Linked DNA regions of Homo sapiens: region 1 is linked to region 2. The links are chromatin contacts, found by Hi-C or POLR2A ChIA-PET in ENCODE. All regions are on one chromosome and are shown on one strand. Each heading gives the region's core, a stretch centred on a gene start or an enhancer-like site at or near the end of the contact. The rest is flanking DNA. Distances are from core to core; before and after follow the strand shown. Region 1 overlaps ESR1 (estrogen receptor 1). Region 2 overlaps ESR1 (estrogen receptor 1).

The links. Hi-C counts contacts between places; a loop is a spot of excess contacts on that map. ChIA-PET counts read pairs that join two places held with the same protein, here RNA polymerase II (POLR2A). Pooled maps may share reads with other maps.
Region 1: a loop to region 2 is called in a pooled map, with 8 times the contacts of the local background. The contact joins two enhancer-like sites. A Hi-C loop is called at or near these places in 2 of 168 maps with a recorded cell type or tissue (PC-9 and endothelial cell of umbilical vein) and 1 of 50 pooled maps. POLR2A ChIA-PET finds 5 or more read pairs at or near these places in 5 of 52 experiments (CD4-positive, alpha-beta T cell, MCF 10A, OCI-LY7 and 2 more).

Annotation. Positions count from the first base shown.
Region 1 is chr6:152,087,982-152,091,596 of GRCh38, forward strand. All of the region lies in intron 6 of ESR1 (estrogen receptor 1), which reads left to right. Among named protein-coding and RNA genes, the nearest start is that of ESR1, 280 kb to the left of the region's middle. Within about 2 kb of position 2,055, at least 4 of the 41 ENCODE cell types and tissues checked have a DNase peak (open chromatin) inside an H3K27ac peak, as active enhancers do.
Region 2 is chr6:151,899,179-151,902,758 of GRCh38, forward strand. All of the region lies in intron 3 of ESR1 (estrogen receptor 1), which reads left to right. Among named protein-coding and RNA genes, the nearest start is that of ESR1, 93 kb to the left of the region's middle. RefSeq lists an enhancer at 1,253-2,452. Within about 2 kb of position 2,118, at least 3 of the 41 ENCODE cell types and tissues checked have a DNase peak (open chromatin) inside an H3K27ac peak, as active enhancers do.

The DNA.
Region 1 (3,615 bases), core at 805-3,304, 190 kb after region 2:
GAAAAAATCTCCTTGAATTGCCATAACAAACTACCAGTCTAATAAAACATACATATTCCTTTGACTACTCTTAAATGAAACAAATAGGTAATAATTTACCTGTACATATAATTAAAAATGTAATGTATTTTATAACCATCATATAAAGGAGAAATTATATTAAACTATATTAAAATAAAATGATATATATTTCAATGCAGATGCCCAAGCTTGACTAAAGTAGGAAACATAATAAAGTAATAAAATGCTTATATGTACTTATAATGAATGTTTGGCTATGAGAAGATGATCAGAGGCTTTTTGTCCAAGAAGTACAGGCATATGAAAAAGTAGAGCAAGAGATGGACACCAGACTGAGAAAACTAAAAACTAACCAACCTATTTGTGTATGATAAAAGGAGAGAAAAAAAATTGATTAGTAAAAATATGCTACCGTGTGGTCTGAATGTTTGTCCCTTCCAAAACTCATGTTGAAATTTAATCCCCCATGTGGCAGTATTGAGAAGTGGGACCTTTAAGAGGTGATTGGTTCAAGAAGATTCTGCGCTCATGAGTGGTTGAAACCATTCACGGAATAACGGGTTAATGGATCAATGAGTTATCCCAGGAGTGGGACTGGTAGCTTTATAAGAGAAGGAAGAGAGACCTGCGCTAGCACACTCAGCCTCCTTGCCATGTGAGCCATCTCGGGACCCCGCAGAGTCCCCAGCAGAAAGAAGGCCCTCACCCAATGTGTCCCCTTGACCTAGGATTTCTCAACCTCCATAACTGTAGGAAATGAATTCCTTTTCTTTGTAAATTATCCAGTTTCAGGTATTCTGTTATAAACAACAGAAAATGGGCTAAAACACACGCCAAGAAAATTGAAAGACTGTGGAAGTGAAAGAAGAATAAAAAATGAAGTAATTTTGCAAATGAGTCTGGCTTTATTATAAGTGTATTGTCAAAGTGATTCCCTTTGTTATAAGATGAAAAAGAGCCAAAATGGATAGAAACATTTATCCTATCTTAATATCCCACTACATTCAAGGCAAATATTCAGTCAGTCTCTAGAACTTAACAAGGCCTTGGAGATGATATCCTTTGGATGAGCAATGGAGAAGACAAGATGGATTGGAAAAAGAAACAAACAAACAAAAAAACATGTAAGAGGCTATCAGGAAAACTCTGGAGACGATGTCAATGTAAAACAGATACAAACCTCAAAATAATTTTAATATGTACATTGCACAAAAATGGACTTCTTATCATGTTACAAATTTATTTTAAAACATATAGGAGGCAACAACAATATTTCATTGATGTGTACTATTTTATAATTGTTGGCTCTAATTTTATTTAGTAGAGTCTTACATCTCCTCTCTACATATTTACATCCGGTTGTATTGTTTTTGTAGTACCTGTTCAACTGCACTGAAATCATTTCAATTAAATGCATGGTTGAAAAGCTGACATAATACATTCAATTGCCAAATTGCATAAAGTGAATAAGCTATTTAATAATTTGGAGAAAATATATTCCATTTAAACTTCCTTCTCTATAACCAGTTCATACACTGGACCTTTTGGGCACAGCCATGTGAAAGCTTTTCAAAACTTTTCACTACTTTTTTTTGAGACGGAGTCTCACTCTGTCACCCAGGCTAGAGTGCAGTGGTGCGATCTCGGCTCACTGCAACCTCCACCTCCCAGGTCCAAGTGATTCTCCTGCCTCAGCCTCCCGAGTAGCTGGGATTACAGGCACCTGACACCACACCTGACTAATTTTTGTAATTTTAGTAGAGACAGGATTTCACCATGTTGGCCAGGATGGTCTTGAACTCCTCATCTCAAGTGTTCCGCCTGCCTTGGCCTCCCAAAGTGGTGGGTTACAGGCATGAGTCATTGCACCCAGCCACTATAGATTTTTATTTGTAGTAGATTTAGTTCAGTAGGGCATTTGAGAGGCATAGGAACTGGAACAAATCCTTCATTGTTTGGGACTGCCTTGCACATTGTAGGACATCCAGTACAGTCCCTTCCACGAAGTGGCAGCAGCAGCCTCGGGCTGTCCAAACACCCTGTTAGGGACAGTGCCACTCCCGGAACCACAGAAGAACCACAATCATAGGAGAAGCATACAACAAACATGGTGTTCATCGGACGGTCAGCTTCAGTGGCACTTTTGAGCAAGCACACTATTTGGTTGTAGAATGAGTCCCTGGCAGGGCACCCGAAAGGCTGATGTGTGACTCATCCCTAGTACCTCTGAGAATGCTGAAATCTCCTCCTTCTCCAAGCTGAGTGGCAGCTTTCTGGTCCAGACTACTTAAATTGTGACTTGAGGAATTTTCTTCACTTTTTCCTTTGAGTCATTCTGTTTTTGATCAAGATGCGATAGAATGAAGGATTCTTTCAGGGTCTGCTGTCACATCCTTCCTTTGGGAACAGATAGAAAATCTGGCCTGGCTTGAAGAGTTTGTCCTCAAACATCTGGTAAGCCATAGGCATCAGCATCTCTTACTTCTCCAGAGACATTTAGATGTGTCCCCCATCTCCATGGAGGCCCATGGCAAGGGGACCCCTAGTTGTACTAGAGCTTCCTTCTGGGCACAGCCACACTGCACAGGCACTGCAGTGTACAGCACAGCTCCTCCAGCTTCCGGAAGACTCCATTATCTAGAAAAGTGCTGAGAAATGGAGAAGGGGGTTCCTCTGGGGTGGAGATGGAAAGAGGAAAAGGAAGGGAGAATGTCCAAGCAAAATGAGAGAAGGTGAGGGACAGCAGAATTGAGAGTGAGGGAGAGGGAGAGAGCAAGAGACTGGGTTGAGATGTCTTGTACATGGGGGTGTCCTCGTGGCTTCACTCCCCTTTCGTTTGTACCACTCCGTTTCCCCAGACTCTTCCTAAATATCCCCTTATTGGCTACAAGATCCAGATTGCCTAGAAGCTCAGATTTGCTGACAGCACCTCAAGACTGGTTAATGACATATAGATTTTTTCTTGTTTCCATCTTTGGGATTTGGAGCAATCTCCAGAGTTGCAAAAGCCTACCTTGTTGCAATAATATTTTTGAGGGTCCACACTGTCTGCTCACTTGCTCTATGCTGCTGGGCACAGTGGTGTGGCCATCCAGGGTGGGAGAGACCACCTGGGATATGGAAATTACCAGCAGCCCTGTTTTGCTCTTGCAGTGGTTGCCAAAGCACACGAAGCATTCTGGGAATCTGAATTTCTGTTGTTTCTCCCAAATGGCCCCTGAAGGGCAACAGGCAGCACACATGGACCACATTTTGCCAGAAAAGTCCAGAAAGAAGATGGCTGCTGTTGTCAACTATTGGCATTTCAACAGGACCTATTTTTATTTCTCAGTATATTTGCACAACTAGGAAGCATCTGCTGACAAGGATGAGATGATAAGCTGTATTGATGCCAAAACAGGACTAGAAAAACAGGCTTGTTCTGCAAATGGCCTGCATCCTGAGAGTCCGTGTTAAGAACATTCTCTCTCTGCAGGCAATATCTGCTCTTAAAACATTAACACTTGAAAGGAAGTAAGGCTTGGAATCCTTAGCATAGTTATGCACACACTAGGTTCTCAGTAAGTGCATGCTGGATGAAGGAACCCACACGCA
Region 2 (3,580 bases), core at 868-3,367:
CTCACTTCCCAGTAGGGGCAGCTGGGCAGAGGCGCCCCTCACCTCCCGGACTGGGCAGCTGGCCAGGCGGGGGGCTGAACCCCCACCTCCCTCCCGGACGGGGCGGCTGGCCGGGCGGGGGGCTGACCCCCCCACCTCCCTCCCGGACGGGGCGGCTGGCCAGGCGGGGGGCTGACCCCCCCACCTCCTTCCCGGACGGGGCGGCTGGCCGGGCAGAGGGGCTCCTCACTTCCCAGTAGGGGCGGCTGGGCAGAGGCGCCCCTCACCTCCCGGACTGGGCAGCTGGCCAGGCGGGGGGCTGACCCCCCCACCTCCCTCCCGGACGGGGCGGCTGGCCGGGCGGGGGGCTGACCCCCCCACCTCCCTCCCGGACGGGGCGGCTGGCCGGGCGGGGAGCTGACCCCCCCACCTCCCTCCCGGACGGGGTGGCTGCCGGGCGGAGACGCTCCTCACTTCCCAGACGGGGTGGCTGCCGGGCTGAGGGGCTCCTCACTTCTCAGACAGGGCGGTTGCCAGGCAGAGGGTCTCCTCACTTCTCAGACGGGGCGGCCCGGCAGAGACGCTCCTCACATCCCAGACGGGGCGGCAGGGCAGAGGCGCTCCCCACATCTCAGACGATGGGCGGCAGGGCAGAGACGCTCCTCACTTCCTAGATGGGATGGCGGCCGGGAAGAGGCGCTCCTCACTTCCTAGATGGGATGGCGGCTGGGCAGAGACACTCCTCACTTTCCAGACTGGGCAGCCAGGCAGAGGGGCTCCTCACATCCCAGACGATGGCGGCCAGGCAGAGACGCTCCTCACTTCCCAGACGGGGTGGCCCCGGGCAGAGGCTGCAATCTCGGCACTTTGGGAGGCCAAGGCAGGCTGCTGGGAGGTGGAGGTTGTAGCGAGCTGAGATCACGCCACTGCACTCCAGCCTGGGCACCATTGAGCACTGAGTGCGGTTTTGTTCATTTTTTAAATTCTTTTTTCTTTGTCTTTGTTGGATTGAGTTAATTTGAAAACCTTGTCTTTGAGCTCTGAAGTTCTTTCTTATGCTTGTTTTATTCTATTGCTGAGACTTTCAAGAACATTTTGCATTTCTCTAAGTGTGTCCTTCATTTCCTGAAGTTGTGATTGTTTTTTATTTATACTAACTATTTCACTGAAGATTTCTCCCCTCATTTCTTGTATCATTTTTTTGACTTCCTTAAATTGGACTTCACCTTTCTCTGGTGCCTCCTTAATTAGCTTAACAATCGACCTTCTGAATTCTTTTTCAGGTGACTCAGGGATTTCTTCTTGGCTTGGATCCATTGCTGGTGAGCTAGTGTGATTTTTTGAGGGGTATTAAAGAACCTTGTTTTGTCGTATTACTGGGATTGTTTTTCTGGTTCCTTCTCATTTGGTAGGCTATGTCTGAGGGAAGTACTAGGGCTCAAGGCTGCTGTTCAGATTCTTTTGTCCCACAGGTTGTTTTCTTGATGTAGTACTCTCCCCCTTTTCTTAGAGATGTGGCTTCCTGGGAACCGACCTGTAGTGACTGTTATTTCTCTTCTGGATCTAGCCATTCAGCAGGGCTACCAGGCTCCAGGCTAGTACTGGGGGCTGTCTGCTCAGAGTCCTGTGCTATGGGCTGTTTTCAGGTCTCACAGCGTTGGATTCCAGCACCTGCTCTGATAGAGGTGGCAGGGGAGTGAAATGGACTCTGCAGGGGTCCTTAGCTTTTGTTGTTTAATGCACTATTTTTGTGCTGGTTGGCCTCCTGCCAGGAGGTGGCACTTTCAAGACAGCGTCAGCTGTGGTAGTATAGGGAGGATCAGGCAGTGGCCAGGGCCTTAGAACTCCCAAGAGTATATGACCTTTGCCTTCAGCTACCAGGATGGATAGGGAATGACCATCAGGTGGGGCAAGGCTAGGACTGTCTGAGCTCAGACTCTCCTCGGGTGAGTCTTGCTGAGGCTGTGCTGTGGGGCAGGGGGGTGAGGTTCCCAGGTCAATGGAGTTATGTTCCCAGAGGATTATGGCTGCCTCTGCTGCGTCATGCAGGCTGTCAGGAATGTGGGGGAAAGCCGGCAGTTACAGGCCTCACCCAGCTCCCTTGCAACCCCCAAAACCGGTCTCACTCCTGTGCCCTACCAACAGCATCAAGTTTGTTTGCAGGCAGCGGATGAGCAAGGCTAAGAACTTGCCGCAGGCTACCAGCCTCCCAGCAAAGAATGTAAGTAGGGCTTTCATGCCTCCCTTCCTGTTGAATCTGTACACCAAATTCACTCCCTCCCCCAAGTTCTGGCCAGGTGACTTCATGTTTGGTTGGAATTGTTACAAAGTTCAGCTGGAGGTTTCCTTCTCGCTGTGGTCTTTTCCCAGTTCCTCTGGCCACCCTCCCCAAGGACCCCTGTGAGACAAGGTAGAAATGGCTTATTAGGGGACCCAGAGAGCCCACAGGGCTTTTCCCCTTGCTTTCTCTACCCTTTATTTCACTCAGCTGTCTAATTAAATCAGCTCCAGGTAAGTTCATATCCTTCTCCCATGATCTGGAGCTGCAGATTCCCCAGTGAGGGTGTGTGTTCGGGGGTGGGCTATCCCCCTTTCCTACTTTCACAGCTTGGGCACTCACAGTATTTGGGGTGTCTCCTGGGTCCTGTAGGAGCAAACTGCTTCCTTCACAGGGTCTGTGGATTCTCTTGGCTTTCCTGGTATATTCCTGTAGTAGTTCTGGAGCAGAAGTTTATGGTGTGAGTTTCCACACACTGCTCTGTTCATCCAAGTGAGAGCTGCAATCTAGTCCTGCCTCCTTTCCACCATTTTTTGGCCTTGACGTATTACATTTATTTTATGTTTGAAGTTTTGGCAGTTTTATTTTGAAAATTTTACATAACAAATGCCAAGCCAAATCCAAACTTCTTGGCCTAAATCATTTACAGATAACCTTTACTGAGCATTTACTACATGAAGGTGTTGTTGACACAGGGGATTTAAGATGTGATCACTGACCACAACATCCAGGCAACCTAAAAGTGAAAAGAGGTCATTCACAAAAAATAGGACCAAACTTCCTCCATTCCTCAAGGGACCTAGGACTGGAGTTGGCCTAAAAATTCCTGCTGTATCACCTCACCCACCAGTTTTGATCTTGCTCTCAGGGATCAAGGAAGCTCAAGGTTTCTGGCCCTTTTGGCTCATGTTCTTGGAGGTATATTCTATTGTCAAGTTAAAGTCGTACCCATCCTAGATCTGTTTCTCTCTCTTTGTGGTTCCAGTCTCATAGAAAACATAACTATGTGAAAACACCAACTACCCCATAAAGCTATTCTGAGACTCAAAGACATGAACTCTATTTTGATAATCACAAATTGATGTATAGATGTCAGATATCATTCATGTATTATGTAGCATTGTGGTTTAAGTCTTAGCTGTTGGAATCAGACTACTTGCATTCAAATTTTAGCTCTGTTGATAGGTGTGTAACCTTGAACAAGATACGTAACCTCTTCAGACCTTTGTCTCTTTGTTTGTCAAATAACGACAATAATAATACTAACTTAGTAAGTATGTATAAGGAGGCATGTAAAGCTTCTATTGTATTTGGCTTATGGTG